Regions from separate parts of the Homo sapiens genome. Here region 1 is linked to region 2. A link is a loop called in an ENCODE intact Hi-C map of the cell type or tissue named here. Cell type or tissue: dorsolateral prefrontal cortex. All regions are shown on one strand. Links, peaks and the distances in the headings refer to the core of each region. The heading gives the core; the rest is flanking DNA. Region 1 overlaps LGALS12 (galectin 12). Region 2 overlaps PLAAT3 (phospholipase A and acyltransferase 3).

Evidence for each region. Peaks named below come from ENCODE experiments on the same cell type or tissue, not always from the same donor. Only the 100,000 strongest peaks of a DNase experiment are listed, where the experiment ranks them.
Region 1: it touches region 2 in a loop (5-fold over the local background); 5 of 110 quality-filtered maps call a loop at or near these places.

Annotation. Positions count from the first base shown.
Region 1 is chr11:63,506,545-63,514,874 of GRCh38, reverse strand. LGALS12 (galectin 12) reads right to left here. Exons shown (of 9, transcript NM_033101.4): 2 at 6,234-6,322; 3 at 5,884-6,097; 4 at 4,978-5,097; 5 at 4,374-4,412; 6 at 3,770-3,796; 7 at 3,035-3,123. Among named protein-coding and RNA genes, the nearest start is that of LGALS12, 4.6 kb to the right of the region's middle. RefSeq lists an enhancer at 4,011-4,642. In dorsolateral prefrontal cortex, for the core only: CTCF peaks have their summits at 3,430 (motif pointing left), 4,194, 4,395 and 6,646 (motif pointing right); DNase peaks (open chromatin) are centred at 3,424, 4,324 and 6,634; H3K27ac peaks cover 5,949 bases.
Region 2 is chr11:63,579,722-63,588,051 of GRCh38, reverse strand. All of the region lies in intron 4 of PLAAT3 (phospholipase A and acyltransferase 3), which reads left to right. LOC105369335 (a long non-coding RNA gene) reads right to left here. Exons shown (of 3, transcript XR_950179.3): 2 at 1,425-1,484. Among named protein-coding and RNA genes, the nearest start is that of PLAAT2, 21 kb to the right of the region's middle. In dorsolateral prefrontal cortex, for the core only: no CTCF peak of the experiment used is centred there; no DNase peak of the experiment used is centred there; H3K27ac peaks cover 7,918 bases.

The DNA of each region.
Region 1 (8,330 bases), core at 96-8,095, 73 kb after region 2:
AGGAACAAAGGAGATAATGTATGTGAAAACTAGCAATTCCTAGCACACAGTAGGTGTTTTACAGAAGCTAGTTTGCCTTTCCTTAATCCTCACAAATTCTGTGCTGTGAGGTTTGTCAGCCCATTTAAGTGATGAGGACAAGAAGTTAAATGACTTCTCTGTTACTAGTAATAGTGGTAGGGCCTTAGGTTAGGATGTGAACTAGGATTCATGACTCTAGATTTGGGGGTGGGGGGATCTGGCACCTGCCTCTCAAATAGGGCAACCGGATTATATTATTTTTCTTTATTTTATTTTATTTTTTTGAGACAGAGTCTTGCTCTGTCACCAAGCTGGAGTGCAGTGGCACGATCTCGGCTCACTGCAACCTCTTCCTCCCAGGTTCAAGCAGTTCTCCTGCCTCAGCCTCCGGAGTAGCTGGGACTACAGGCGCATGCCCGCACCGCCCAGCTAATTTTTGTATTTTTAGTAGAGATGGGGTTTCACTATGTTGGCCAGGGTGGTCTCGATCTCTTGACCTTGTGATCTGCCCACCTTGGCCTCCCAAAGTGCTGGGATTACAGGCTTGAGCCACCGCGCCCGGCCCAGATTATTTTTATGTCTTGGGAACTTCCCAAGTTTCCTTCTTGAAGAGCTATGCTGGAGAAGGCGCGGCATCCTGATGGGATGCAGAGGCAGGTAAGGTAGGGGAAAAGGCCGCCCTGGACAGGCCTTTCAAGGGCTATTGGTAGATCCTTACAGGAGGAGGCCCCGTAAGTTTCCAACTTTGGGAAGGAGGTGGCCAGGGCCCAATGTTGGGAAGAAGCTTGGAAGGCAGGAACCCTGGAGAGTGGACTGCGTGGAGCCTCCAGCCCCACTATGGCTCCCCCTACCCCGTCCTGCCAGACAACACTGTGTCTTCCTCTGGCCTGCGAACTCCTGGTGAGGAGGCCTCAGTGTCTCCCTACCTCACCTTCATGCAGCTCAGCCCGCCAGATCACTGGATAATCATGAATCACTAGATGCCCACTAGATCACTGAATAATCACAAATCACCAGATGCCCAGTGAAGCTCTGTTGAAGCTCTTTGAGGCTGCAGTCATACACTCCCACTCAATAACGAGGAGGGAAGGGATGAGGTGAAGAAGGAGGGATAGATTTTCACTGCAGATGAATCCTGTGCCCTCCATCTCTTACTCTCTCTGCCCCATTCAAGCCATCAGTTGCTTTCACAAAATAGCAGCAGCTGCATTGGTTGCAGCCTCGCTAAATACCAGGTGCTGTGCTAAATCTTCATGTTGGTGGATCTCGGCTGAACTGGTGTATAGGAATGTTTTGTCTGGTCCATAGTATTCTTCAACTTTAATATAATATTCAAAAATTGAGAGAGTTTATATAAAAGATGGCTTCTATTTTTGCTTTAAAAATAGTCAGAAGATCTGGCATGACTGGGTGTATGGAGATACTCCTTCCCCTTTACCACCTTCCCAACTGGTTTCCTCACTATTTATGAGACCTGTCTGGCCTCTGAGGACACATGCATTCATGGCCCTTGGGAAACAGCAGTTACTTGCTGACTATGTCACTAGTAACCTTGTGACTTTGAGCTACAATATGAACCCGGTCTCATGCCTCCAAGTTTTGTGGGAAGAAGTGTTCCATCACTGAGCACTTTTCATTTTCCCTAGCAGGTTGGAATTATCATTCACCTTTTTCCGGTAGGGAAACTCAGACTCAGAGAGGTTTAGTGACTGGCCCACGACCGCACTGTTTATAAGAGACAAAACCAGGAATCCAACTCAGTCATGCCTGTCTTTGGAGGCCGAGGCCATCGAGTGCTGGGCTTCATGCCTGTCCCAGAATTCACAGGCATGATCGGCAGTGTGCAGGGCAAGGGTTTAGTGAGGTCAGTGACTTAAAAATAAAAACAAAATTAAGCAAGGAGAACATAGGGTGCTTTCCTTACTCTGCCCTCCCCTACCTCCACTGAGATGATTGCAGTAGTACCCACATTTGTGGACACTTACCATGTACCAGGCACTATTCTAAGTACCACCCCTAAAGTCGGCATTATTATCAACCCCCTCTATCTTTTTTTTTTTTTTTTGAGATGGAGTCTTGCTCTATTGCCCAGGCTGGAGTGCAGTGGCGCGATCTCGGATCACTGCAACCTCTGCCTCCCGGGTATAAGCGATTCTCCTGCCTCAGCCTCCTGAGTAGCTGGGATTACAGGCATGCGCCACCATGCCCGGCTAATTTTTCTATTTTCAGTAGAGTCAGGATTTCACCATGTTGGTCAGGCTGGTCTCCAACTCCTGACCTCGTGATCCACCCGCCTCGGCCTCCCAAAGTGCTGGGATTATAGGTGTGAGCCACCGCGCCCGGCCTATCATCCCCTTCTTACAGAGAGGAAAACAGAGGCACAGAGAGGAAAAGTATCTGTCCTAAGGTTGCACAAGTAGGTGTCCTGAGCACATGCCAACCCAGGCATTCTGGCCCAGAGAAGTCATAAACTCTAATGCGTTTCCTCAAGGCAGGCCGGCCAGTGGCTCCTGTCTAACTGGATTGGAGCCACAGGTCTGGGTTTGAAAGCACCATGTAGGAGAAGTTTGGTAATGTCCACTTAGTCACTGGGTCCCTCCAAGTCCTGGCTTCCAAATACCAGCCCTCTTCTCTGGGGCAGTCTGGCTGTATCTTTTGAACCACACATTGTGTTACCATAGGAAGCTACATGTTTGCTCTGGGCCTCAGCCTGCACCTACGAAGGGCCTTTCCTGGGGCCCCTTTCCTAGGACCTGGGACAAGAGGCTAGGCCTGACTAGATGTACCAGCAGGAATGATGCTCCCAGCAGTGGGGCTGTCGGTCCCAGTCCCAGCCTGACCTTCATAAGCTCTGCCAAATTGGGCCACTTCTCCTTTCTGCTCCTCTGTTTCCTCATCTGTAAAATGGGGATTAAATGGTGGTGCTAGGAGATTAAAAGAGATGATGTTTTATAGCATGTGACTGTCACAGAGAGGCTGCTCCCTCCCCTCCACTTAGATGCTGGATACTTACTGCTTCGGCTCTTGCAAGACCAGTCCCCGTACTATGATGACCTGCCCAGGCGAGAGACCCTGGGGAAGAGCATGTGAGCAGGGCACCTCCTGAAGGAACAAGGGAGGTATTGAGAAGTTGACTTCCAGGGGGACTGGGGAGGACCGCCCATCCCCGGGGGCCAGGGGAGCACTGGGGCAGGCATGTTCTGCCCAGGCCTGCCGCCAGGACACGCTGCTTATTTGTTAAGCACCTGGCCTCCTGTACTCTGTTATTGCCGAACACTTTCCCCGGCCTGTCCAGGCTGAGCTTGGCCTCTCTGTGTCCCGACCACCATGTCCTTCTCCCTTCACTGCATCCTTAACTGTAATTGCCATCTAGTGGTCTGTCCCCCACCAGCCTGTGAGCAACTGGACGGCTGGGACCAGCTTGTTCCTCTATCCTAGAGCCTGGCACCGGGCCTGGCACAGAGAAGTATCAAGTAATGATGTTCACAATAAGTGGAGAAAAGGTAAAATGAAGCTGGAGCTTCAGCCTGAAGCTGCCCAGCCCACCCACAGCCTGCAGCTTGCTATAAAGGAAGGGGAAATCATGCGGCTGGGGGCATAAGCTGCCTGGCCCACCCACAGCCTGCAGTTTTCTATAAAGGAAGGGGAAATCCTGAGGCTGGGGGCATGTCCTACCAGGCTGAGCTCATTAGCTGCTCACCCAGGCTGCGCCCCCAGCCCTGACAGAGCAGGAGGGAGGTTCACTCACCAGCCTGGGGCTCATCAGCAGGAAAGGCTGTCAGGGAAAGAAAGAGAGGACACAAGGCCATGTGGTATTTGCTCAGGAAAAGGGAAACTCTTGTTATTCTAACAAATTGGGAATATTTGGGGCTTGTCTCTCTCACAGCAGTAGGTGAGTCATTGGAGCCCCAGTGGGATCCTCTGGACTTCAGAGGTTCACCAGCGCTGGAATAATAGGGAAGAACGGGGTGGAGGATTTGTCATCCACTCCCTGTGTGGCCTTGGGCAGTACATGGGCCTCATCTCCCCTTCTGTCCCGCAAGACCAACCCCAGCCACCTTGCAGAGGTGGTTTGAGAAATGAGCATTTCAACTAAGGCCTCTCCTGCTAGGAATACGGGGTCTTGCCCCCTCTGCATGCAGCCCACCCCCATTCATCTTCCCAAGCTGGGCCTGGAGAGGGGCTGGGAGAGGAAAATCCAGGCCCTCCAGAGACTGAAGCAGAGCCAGCCATGTCCGTGGCAACCGCAGCAGTGAGGGAAGGGGCAGCTGGGCCTTGTGTAATGGGAGCAGCAGTCCAGAAGGGCGGGTCAGCTGGTGTGGCTGCTCAGACCTTGCTGCCAAGAAACTCACATGTCCAGCTGGGTACTCTCTGCTGCCCTCCACAAATGGCTGTTCAGAAAGAGAGAAAAGAATCAGCAGCATTTAGGACCACTGCAATCCCCTACCTATGCCTGGGAGGTGGGCAGAGCCCTGGCCTTTACAGCTCCTCATGTTCCCATTCGGCTGGTCAGTGGTAGCTTCTTGCTGGCATTTTGAACATCCCAATTCCTAGGCCCCACCTTGGACTTACTGAATCAGAATCTCTGGTGGCAAGCCCCAGAAATCTGGGCTTTAATAAGCCCATCAGGTGGGAATGATAAAGCCAGCTGCCACCCGTTTCGGCCCCCAGTGTGCCAAATCATTCCTGGCCATTGCTTCTCAGTGTTAACCAGACCCACACTGGTTACAGACTCCTGCCTGCGGCTCCTGGACACCCTTTCTGCCATCACTTTCTCTTCCCCCTCAGCCCACTCACACCCGAAACCTCAGTGGACTCCCTCCCCCTTGGCTATTACTGGTGCACAGGGCGTCCTCTCTCTCAGTCTAGGGTGGAGGAAGGGGTCCCAGGCCCGTCCAGGAGTCAGGGGAAATTAGAGGCTGCCACTGCCCAGGCCTTGGTCCCAAGGAAACTTACATTGATGTTCAGGAATCCAACAGCCTCTACCAGGATGTCACCAAATATACCCAGCGTGTCCACATGAGACAGTGGGAGCCGGTAGCGGAAGTGGAGAAAGTGCTGTCCATTCACACTCACCTGGAGAGACAGACAGAGGCTGGCTTATCAGCAGCTAATGTTCATTGAGTTCATAACAATGTCCCAGGCATTGCCAAGCACTTTTTCCTCAATTTTGCCTCACTTAACTTCACGTCATCTCTATGAGGTAGGTACATTTTACAGAGCCTTGGGCGGCTTAAGTAATCTTCCAAAGGTTGCAGAGCTGGCCTGGAGACTAAGGCACCTTCAACGCTCCCTCTACCCCAACAGAGGCCCCTCATTGTGCTTTCTCAGCAGCCCAAAGAGTCATCTTTGCTCCATTTACGTGAGGAAACTGAGGCTCAAGAGGCTACCCTCCCGCCAGCTGCCCTGTCTCCTGGAGATGTCTGAAGATCCCATCATGTTTCTGGCAGGAGCTCACATTAGGGGTCTAAACCTTGAGATCAAGTTCTCTGTCCCTCTCCCCTGCCACTGTGGCTGTAAGATGGGGATAATGAAGGTACCTACCTAATGGGGTTATTGTGAGCATTCAATGAGCAGATACTTTTAAGGGCTTAGAACAGTTCCTGGTATACAGTAGGTTCTCTCTAAGTGCTTGCCATGACTATGGCAGGAGTGCCCTCTTTGGAGCCAGGCACTGTAGAGCTTTCTTGCTGCCATGTGGGCCCAGGGCAGCCTGGAACCGGGCATGGCAGCTCCTTGGTCCTCTTGGTACCTGACCACTACCAATGCCACTCAACATTGTGTCGTGGGGAGTCTGGCTGAGGGAAGGAAGGGCGCAAGGACACAAATTCTAGACCACCCAATGCCCGTCCCTTCCTTCACCTTCACTTCCTCATTCCCGAAGAGAAAGAGGATGAGGAAGCTGGAGCCTCTTCGCAGGGCCAGGTGGGGCCACCGGGCCTCCCTTTGCCAGCGTCCACCATGCAGGGTGTTGCAGATGACATGGGGCTTGGTGGTATGGAAGCGAGGGTTGAAGTGGAAGGCGATATCTGGCCGGGGACACAGGCTGCAGCCACACTGGAAGTCCACCTGAAACCTACTGGGAGGTGAGGCTCTCAAAGTGCGGTTCTGACCAGAGACCCACAGAGATCTCAGTGGCAGGGAGGAGCCCTCCAGCTCGATGCCTCTAGGGCTGAGCTCCAGCACCCCCTGGGCCACCTCCCCCGCCTTACCTGTGTGCATCTAGAGGGACCACTCCTTGCAGCATGACCATCTTGCCTGCATGCAGGCCTCCAAAAATCGTCGTGACATAAGGAACCACCTGAACAAGAAAAGAAACTCATCCATGCAGGTTTGGAGAAAGGGCTTAGGGACCTCTATGTCAGGCGAGTGGGAGGAAAGGAGCAGAATAAAACTCAACTTTTCCTCTCCAAACAGAAAATTCCTTATAGGTAAAAATCAGTGTTCACTGAAATATTTTCTTCCACCTAATCCCCTTTCCTGGACCGTCACACGGCAAAGCTGCATTACACCAGAGAAGTCAAATTCCGCTCCCTTGCCAAATTCAGCACCAGCCAGTTGCCTTTCCCCAGCTCCTAGGACACAACAGGCTGCAGTGACCCCAGGGAGGCTTGCCATCCACTAGATGTCACCCTGGTCCCCAGAAGCCTGGTACTGGGGCTTTCTGAGGACTGTTGAGTGGCTGGAGACTAGGAACTGGGAGGCAAGAAGAATGGACAAGTTAGGAACTGACAGCTAACTCTGAAATGGACCCCTGGAGAGGCACTTAACAATGGCCTTCCCAGGCTCACCTTTCCCCATGTAGAAGTTACCTGGGCTGGGCTCTGTGGCTCATGCCTGTAATCTCAGCACTCTGGGAAGCTGAGGCGGGTGGATCAACTTGAGGTCAGGAGTTCGAGACCAGCTTGGCCAACATGGTGAAACCCTATCTCTACTAAAAATACAAAAATTAGCTGGGTGTGGTGGCATGCACCTCTAATCCCAGCTACTCAGGAGGCTGAGGCAGGAGAATTGCTTGAGCCTGGGAGATGGAGGAGGTTGCAGTGAGCTGAGATCATGCCACTGTACTTCAGCCTGGGCGAAAAAGCAAGACTTGGTCTCAAAAAAAAAAAAAAAAAAAAAAAAAAAGAAGTTGCCTGGCCTTCCTAAAATACATCATACAGTTTTACAACTTCCTGCCTTTTCTGGGCTGTTCCTCCTGTCTCTTTCCACCCTGACTCTTTCCAAGCATCATCCACTTGGGTTCCTTGGATTATTCCTTTCTTCCCCTGAGCTCCCAGGGCATTTTGCTCATGTGGCTGGCTTGGCCCTTGGCTTAGAGCGACTGGTTGGCTTTTTTCCCTAGTTTATAAGCCCCTCAAAACTGAAGCCTTCTCTTTCCCTCCTGTAGGCTCAGTGCCTCACCTGACGCCGTGAGGGCTCTGCATAGATGTGTTTGGAATGAATGTGAGCAGGATGGCAGGTACATACCAGTGGTATCACAGGATTGGCCTTCCTGTGTTGCTCTCTAACTCCCAACAACCTTTAGGAACCCAAACCACCTAGAAAAAACTGAAAACCACCAGGATGGCCCTCCAGGTGCGAGCTCTCAGCCTCTAAAGCAAGGAGCTGCCGTAACCTGGGCAGCTGCTTCAGCCCATTCCTCAGGCACCTGAGAAGCATGGGAGGGAGGCTTGGGATGCCAGCTTGGCAAGCTCAGCTGGTTGGTTCAGCAGTTGATCACTTCCCATTCCCAGGCTCCCTCCAGGCCTGTAATTAACTGAGTGGATGCAGCTCTCATGGGAGGGGAGGGCCAAGTAAGGGAAAGTGATAATTAATGCTCATTAGTAGGGGGTGTCTGCTGGGAATTCAGCCTTCTGTAAATCATTGCCTGGCTTCAGAAAACCTCTTGGGCACTGACTGAGCTGGAGGAGAAAGAGAGAAACACCCCCAACCCCTATCCCTGAGTGGAAATTCCCACCTGACCCTTCCTTCCAGGCTGGGGATGAGACTGTCCTTACTAAGTAATCAGCATTCCCCCAACAATCCTACCCCCACACCCTCATCCTCCTAGCATCCATTACAGTAGGGGCAGAGCACTGTGGCTCCAGGCTTCGCCACTTTCAAAATGCAGTGACCCTGGAAGCCTAGCAGTCATTTACACCCAAGTGGGAATTAGCAGTCAGCCACTTTACTAAGCTCAGGAGGGCCTTCCAGAACCCAGGGCAGGTGCTGGGAGAAGCAGAAAGACTGAGGTCCTTTCCACCCCACCACCCAGGAGTGTGGGCCCAGTTGGAAGGGAAGAGCCCAGAGACCGAGGAGGTTCCACA
Region 2 (8,330 bases), core at 250-8,249:
AATAGAGATGAGGTCTCACTCTGTTGCCAAGGCTGGTCTTGAACTCCTGAGCTCAAATGATCCTAACGCCTCAGCCTCCCAAAGTGCTAGGATTACAGGCATAAGCCACTGTGCCCGGCCACATTTGTCTCTTGTCACACTTGATGAGGCATTGCTGTCATCTTGGTATCTCTCTTTACTAGCATCCTAGAAATTTCTTTCAGTTCCCTGCTATATTAATGCTTTTATCCTCTGTAGTTCACATCCTTCTCTTTTTTGGTTTATGCCCTTGTTTTGGTAGACTACTTCCCCTAATAGTTTACTGAGAAATGGTACATTTTAAAAAGATCCCTAGGCAGGCATGGTGACATGCGCCTGTAATCCCAGCTACTGGTGAGGCTGAGGCACGAGAATTGCTTGGACCCAGGAGGCAGAGGTTGCAGTGAGCCGAGATCACGCCACTGTACTCCAGCCTGGGTGACAGAGTGAGACTTGGTCAGAAAAAAAAAAAAAAAGACCCAAGAAACAAAAAACAAACAAAAAAAGATCTTGCATGCCTGAAAATATCTTTATTTTATCCTCACATTTGATTAATCATTTGGCTGGGTATAGAATTCTAGGTTAGAAATAATATTTTTTTTTTCAGAATTTTGAAGGCATTGGTTTATTGTCATCTAGCTTTTGTTATTGTGGTAGAGAAGTCTGAAGCTGTTCTGATTTTTTATTGTTTGTATGTGATCTATTTTTTCTTTTCAGAACTGTATAGAATCTTCTCTTCATCCTCAGTGTTCTGAAATTTATTACCTTGCACGGGTCTATTTTCATGTATTGTGCCAGGTACTTGGAAACTCACTTTCTTTAGTTCTTGGAAATTTTCCAGTTTGTATTCTCTGGCACTCCTATTATTAGGCTATTGGATCCCTAGACTGCTTTGCTGATTTTCTTATCTTCTCTCTCTTGTTTTTTATTTATGTATCTTTTTATTTATTAAGACAGAGTCTTGTTTCGTCACCCAGGCTAGAGCACAGTGGTGCGATGTTGGCTCGCTGTAACCTCTGCCTCCTGGGTTCAAGTGATTCTTCTGCCTCAGCCTCCAGAGTGGCTGGGAATAAAGGCATGTGCCACCACACCTGGGTAATTTTTGTATTTTTATTAGAGATGTGGTTTCCCCATATCGGCCAGGCTGGTCTGGAACTCCTGACTGCAAGTGATCTGCCTGTTTCTGCCTCCCAAAGTGCTAAGATTACAGGCGTGAGCCACTGTGCCTGGCCCATTTATGTATCTTTTTAAATTTGAAAATGAACATTTATTGACAGATTTAGGTATAATAGAAGTTTTTTTTTTTTGAATTAGCAGTGACAATATTAGCATAAGAAAGACAAACATGATAACAAATTGAGTTTCATCATTGGTGATCTTGCATCACTATCAAGGTGTTTACTTACTCTTGGTAAAACTCATGCTCCTATGCAGCAATAAACTCCAAATACAGAGTACAAGACAACCTTGGGAAGCAATAAGATACTTTTTGAAATTCAGAGTTCTACGTTAAGAATATTTGGTAGGTTTACAAAATATATCCTAATCATCTCATTTAGTTATTCTTTCAGCAGTTATTAACAGAATAAAGAACGGGGCTGGCCGGGCGTGGTGGCTCACGCCTGTAATCCCAGCACTTTGGGAGGCTGGGGTGGGTGGATCACCTAAGGTGAGGAGTTTGAGACCACCCTGGCCAACATGGTGAAACCCCGTCTCTACTAAAAATACAAAAATTAGCTGGGTGTGATGGCGGGCACCTGCAGTCCCAACTACTCAGGAGGCTGAGGCAGGAGAATCGCTTGAACCCTGGAGGTGGAGGTTGCAGTGAGCCAAGATTGCGCCAGTGTACTCCAGCCTGGGCAACAGAGCGAGACTCCTTCTCAAACACACACATACACGTGCACACACACACACACACACACCCAAGTAGCTGAGACTATGGGTGCACATCACCATGCCTGGCTGATTTTTGTATTTTTTGTAGAGACAGGGTCTCACTTTGTTGTCTGGGCTGGTCTTAAACTCTTGGTCTCTAGCAACCCTCCTGCCTCAGTCTCCCAAAGTGCTGGAATTATAGATGTGAGCCACTGCGCCTGGCCATAAATGCTATTTGGAGTAATTAAATAAAATTCCAAATCTTGAGATAGTAAAATAACTAAGAAATGTCTTATACCATTATTCTTTTTGTAAACAATAATTTAACACTTGCAAAATGAAACAATGCAAATTGAACACATCACACTTTTCTTCCTGGGACTTTGGCCCTACCCATCTACCCATTCACTTGAAAGAGGCAAAACAATGATAACACAACAGTGAAACAGCATGAACAATTCTACTTGATCCCATCACAGAAAATGAAGCCAGAATATTCTACAACAAAAACAGAGGTGCCATCTCTACTGCTTCTAAAGATTTCCTCTTTCATTTCTTGGTCTAGGATAGGGGTTTCTCAGCCTCAGCACTATTGACATTATGGGCCAGATAATTCTTCATTGTCAAGTCCTGTCCTGTGCACTGTAGGATGCTTAGCAGCATCCCTGGCCTCTACACACTAGATACCAGTAGCATCCCACCGCCAGATGTAAGAACCAAAAACGTCTGTAGACAATTCCCCCCACAGGGAAAAACTGTCTCCAGTTGAGAACTAGTGACTTAGGTGAGTAATGATCACTGACACATGCTGTGAGTCAAATTAACATAGAACTTCTGGCCGGGCGCAGTGGCTCATGCCTGTAATCCCAGCACTTTGAGAGGCCGAGGCGGGCAGATCATGAGGTCAAGAGATCGAGACCATACTGGCCAACATGGTGAAACCCCGTTTCTACTAAAAATACAAAAATTAGCTGGGCGTGGTGGTGTGCACCGGTAGTCCCGGCTACTCGGGAGGCTGAGGCAGAATTGCTTGAACCCGGGAGGTGGAGGTTGCAGTGAGCCAAGATTGCGCCATTGCACTCCAGGCTGGGCAACAAGAGCAAAACTCCATCTCAAAAAAAAAAAAAAAGAACTTCGATGCATGCCCCATCTTGCTAGAGATGATAGATTTAGTACATATCAGAAAATGTCCACCAGTATTTTTCTTTGTAAGCACTGTCAGTGCAGTGACTCTCCTTTTCATTTAACTCATGAGGATATTTTTGTGTGTTTTAAAGAATCTGACCAGTCATTATATTTGTGCTGAGCTCTTTGAAGCAGACTAGATTTTCCTTCAAAAGAATATTTATGGCCAGGTGCGGTGGCTCACGCCTGTAATCCCAGCACTTTGGGAGGCCAAGGCAGGTGGATCACGAGGTCAGGAGATCAAGACCATCCTGGCTAACCTGGTGAAACCCCGTCTCTACTATAAATACAAAACAAAATTAGCTGGGCGTGGTGGCCTGTAGTCGCAGCTACTTGGGAGGCTGAGGCAGGAGAATGGCGTGAACCCAGGAGGCGGAGCTTGCAGTGAGCCGAGATTGCACCACTGTACTCCAGCCTGGGCGACTGAGCAAGACTCTGTCTCAAAAAAAAAAAAACAAAAAAAAACAAAAAAAAAAGTTTATGATTAATCAAATTTCCTGAGAAGGGAAACAATGAATTTAAACTAAAACGTAATTTGTGCTTTACATGCCTAAGAATATTCTAAAAAAAAGATTCTCCTACTTTCCACCTACCTAAAAATATTTAGGTTTCAAAAAACATATATTTTAGTAGGGTTTTGTAAAGAAACTTTCATACTGAACAGTACTTAAAAAAAAAAAAAAAGCAACCAGAAGCTATACTCACAATGAAGTCTAGTCTGAGTGAGAGAAAATATTAAGGTAAATAGAAATTGAAGATGTGTCTGGCGGCAATACATATATTACATAAATCTGGATAAATTGTGGGGTATTATTTTGAAATTACTGTAAATGAAACCAAATTTTTATGCAAATATTTTATTTCTTTTTAAATGATTTATTATTTTTTGTATACTTGATCACTGTTGGAAAATATACAACTATTTCATAACCATTCTTATATTGTAACCTCTAACAGTCTCAATTGGATTGCTTTCAGAATAACACTACTATCTCCACTTCTTCTTTAATCCACCTATAACATTGTTGAAAGTGAAGGCAGCACATTAGCACTTTCTTTTTTCCAGAAATGATTTAGATTTCCCTAAATCAAGGCTTAACTCAGAAGAGCTTTGTAGTATAAATGTCTAAATGTCTGTAGTCTGGCAGAATTTGTTTGCCCACTTAAAAAAAAAACAGTCTTCTTAATATTTCTAATGAGAGACAGCTTTTCTCTTTCACAATATCCTGATATCCTGATTTAAGACCTGTGACACACACCAGGTAGCCCATTTTCATGATCAGAAATCCTGTAATAACAACACAGCAGCTGGATTGGACCTTTCAGTCTTGCAACATGAAAATGATCAATGGCATCTGAAGGTAGCACTGACTCTTGGAGAGAGAGTTTTTCCCATCAAGTTTGCACTATTAGGACTAACTAGCTTCCAACAGTCTTGTGTTTAATCATACTCTTTGACTATGTACAAAGCATGGCCACAAACAATGAGGTTATTGTTGTTTTCCTTGACAAAGTATCTTTTGTATGAACCAGTTGCATCAGCTTTTGTTTTCACACCATGAGGTTCTATAAAGAACTAGGGACATATTGTTCCTCCTCCATTATCTGCAGACTATTTCTCCTACCCTGACACAGAGCTTAGCAAGGAAAATGCTGGATACAAGTGATTTTATGCAGGTTCCCTAGCAAGTTAACCCAACAGAACCATGGCTGCCACAAAACCATGCCTAATTATCTTTTAGAGGAGCATTTAAAGACTTAGCAGCAGTCAAACCTCAGGTTGGTAGCTCCATCCAAACTTTGGTCATCATGAATTCTGTCTGTTAAAACTACTTTTTTTTTTTGAGATGGTGTCTCACTCTGTCACCCAGGCTGGAGTGCAGAGGTGTGATCTCGGCTCACTGCAACCTCCGCCTCCCGGTTCAAGTGATTCTCCTGCCTCAGCCTTCTGAGTAGCTGGGATTACAGGTGCGTGCCACCATGCCTGGCTAATTTTTGTATGTTTAGTAGAGATGAGGTTTCACCATGTTGGTCAGGCTGGTCTCGAACTCCTGACCTCATCATCCGCCTGCCTCGGCCTCCCAAAGTGCTGGGATTATAAGCATGAGCTACTGTGCCTGGCTATCTGTTAAAACTTCTATGTGACCAATGTTGAGAAGAGTTTGGGGATCTTCAGTGGTTAAAAATATATACGTATCTTGATGCTACTGAGGCTTATCTGGGCCATAAATGTGTTTAATGTCAGGAAACACATAGTTGTGTTTAACCTCAGGAAACACAGCAGTGTAATTAACACAAGGTGCCCAGAACTGATTTCTCAGCAGCCAGAACTCATGATGAGAAAACTCACAGCTGAGTGTCGTGGTGAATTGTGATAGTTTCCTTTCTGTTTTGGGAGGGAAGTGGAGGGAGTTCTTTTTTCTTTATGATAATTATTACTTCCTTTCATTGCCGAGTTTTCTTTGTACCTGTTGTCAATTCTTCCCACATGATCCAATTAGCTCTCAGTACAGTTCTCCACAAGGGAAACCATGTCAAGTAACCTACAAGTTCTTGTTTATTTTGCTTGGACACGTCTATCCCAGAGATGGCCCTTCTTCCCTCTGTGCTGGTTGCTCCTTGGCCAATTGCATGGCTGTCATCCTGGACTCCCCTTGGCTGTCATCCTTTGGATTTCCTTTCCTTCTCTTGGATTGCATTCTCTGATTCTATGATCTCTTAGTTTTCTGTTTCTTTGCTCTTTCTCTTATTTAGGTAGATCACATCCTCCAGAAGTTGCTTTAGGTTAGAAACACAGTACAATGGGAGAGGATAGTGGTTATGGCAGTCCTCAACATGCTAGGCTCTGGAGTCACAATGCTCCAATCTGGATTGATAAGTGCATTATTTTCCTATTGCTGCTGTAACAAATTAGTACAAAGTTAGTGGCTTAAGACTCCACAATTTATTATCAACAGTTCTGTGGGCCAGAAGTCTAAAATGAGTTTCACTGGGCTAAAATCAAAGCATTGACATTCTTTTCTAGTGTCTGTAGGAGAAAATCAATTTTCTTGCCTTTTCCAACTTCTAGAGGTTACTGGTATTGGGGGAACCAGTCCCTAATATTTCAACATAGGTTCTTTTCTATTTTCCGTAAGTGTTGGCCAGGCTGAGAAATAAAGAGAAAGAGTACAAAGAGAGAAATTTTACAGCTGGGCCTCCAGGGGTGCCATCACATATTGGTAGGACCGTGATGACAACCCCCAGCCACAAAATCAGCAAGTTTTTATTACGGATTTTAAAAGGGGAGAGGGCGTACAAACAGGGAGTAGGTCACAAGGATCACATGCTTCAAAGGGCTATAAAGATCACAAGGTGAAAGCAAAATTAGAATTACTGATGAGGGTCTGTGTCCTGCTGTGCACGCATTGTCTTGATAAACATCTTAACAGGAAACAGGGTTTGAGAGCAGACAACCAGTCTGACTAGAATTTACCAGGCTGGAATTTCCCAATCCTAGTAAGCCTGAGGGTACTGCAGGAGACAGGGCATATTTCAGTCCTTATCTCAACTGCATCAGACAGACACTCCCAGAGCGGCCGTCTATAGACCTACCCCCAGGAATGCATTCCTTCCCCAGGGTTGTTCCTTGCTCGGAAAAGAATTCAGCGATATTTCTCCTACTCACACATCTGTCTATAGGCTTTCTGCAAGAAGAAAAATATGGCTCTATTCTGCCCGACCCCGCAGGCAGTCAGACCTTATGGTTATCTTTCCTTGTTCCCTGAAAATCGCTGTTATTCTGTTCTTTTTCAGGGTGCACTGATTTCGTATTGTTCAAACACACATATTTTACAATCAGTTTGTACAATAGTGGTCCTGAGGTGACGTACATTCTCAGCTTACGAAGATAACGTGATTAAGAGATTAAAGACAGGCATAAGAAATTATAAGAGTATTAATTGGGGAAGTGATAAATGTCCATGACATCTTCACAATTTGTGTTCAGAGATTGCAGTAAAGACAGGTGTAAGAAGTTATGAAAGTATTAATTTTGGGAACTGATAAATGTCCATGAAATCTTAACAATTTATGTTCTTCTGCTGTGGCTTCAGCTGGTCCTCCGTTTGGGGTCCCCGACTTTCCACAACATACTGGCATTCCTTGGCTTATAGTCCCCATCTATTTTCAAAGCTAGAGCAATGGCTGGTTGAGTCTTATATTGCATCATTGTGACACTAACTCTTCTGTCTGTCTTCTACCTTTTAAGGAACTTTGTAATTACATTGGGCCCATCTGAATAATCTAGGATAATTTCCTCTTTTTTTTGTTTTTGTTTTTTTGAGACAGTCTTGCTCTGTTGCCCAGGCTGGAGTGCAGTGGCGTGATCTCAGCTCACTGCAAACTTTGCCTCCTGGGTTCAAGTGATTCTCCTGCCTCAGCCTCCCAAGTAGCTGGGATTAGAGGCATGTGCCACCACGCCTGGCTAATTTTTGTATTTTTAGTAGAGATGGGGTTTCACCATGTTGGCCAGGCTGGTCTCGAACTCCTGACCTCGTGATCCACCCTCCTCGGCCTCCCAAAGTGCTGGGATTACAGGCGTGAGCCACCACACCTGGCCGATAATTTCTGTATTTTAAGGTAAATTGATTAGCAGCCTTAACTCCATTTGTAAGCTTAATTCTCACTTGCCATGTAGCATGATATATTTATAGATTCCTGAAATTAGGACATGGACACCTTTTGGGGCTTATCATTCTGCCTACCAGTTATTCTTTACACCTGGTACTAAGTTGTTATCCTGGAATCTCCCTTTACTGTCATTCTGGGGAGATTCCCTTCCAGTCTCTCTAGTAGTAGAAGGCCCATTTTCTCTATCTCATGTCTTCTACTTTCTCCATTTACTCCCCTGTTTTTGGGGAACCATTTTCAGCAGCTTTCTGTAAGAGGATGCATGGGAGGTAAATTCTTTGAGACCCTGTGTGTCTGAATTATTTGTCATTTTACCCTCTCACTTGATTTGATACTTTGTCTGGGTATAGAATTCTAGGTTGGAAATGGTTTCACTTCAGAGTTTTGGAGGCATTGCTCCATTGTCTTCTTCTTTTTTTTTTTTTTTTTTATTATACTTTAAGTTTTAGGGTACATGTGTACAACGTGCAGGTTTGTTACATATGTATACATGTGCCATGTTGGTGTGCTGCACCCATTAACTCATCATTTAACATTAGGTGTATCACCTAATGCTATCCCTCCCCCCTCCCCCCACCCCA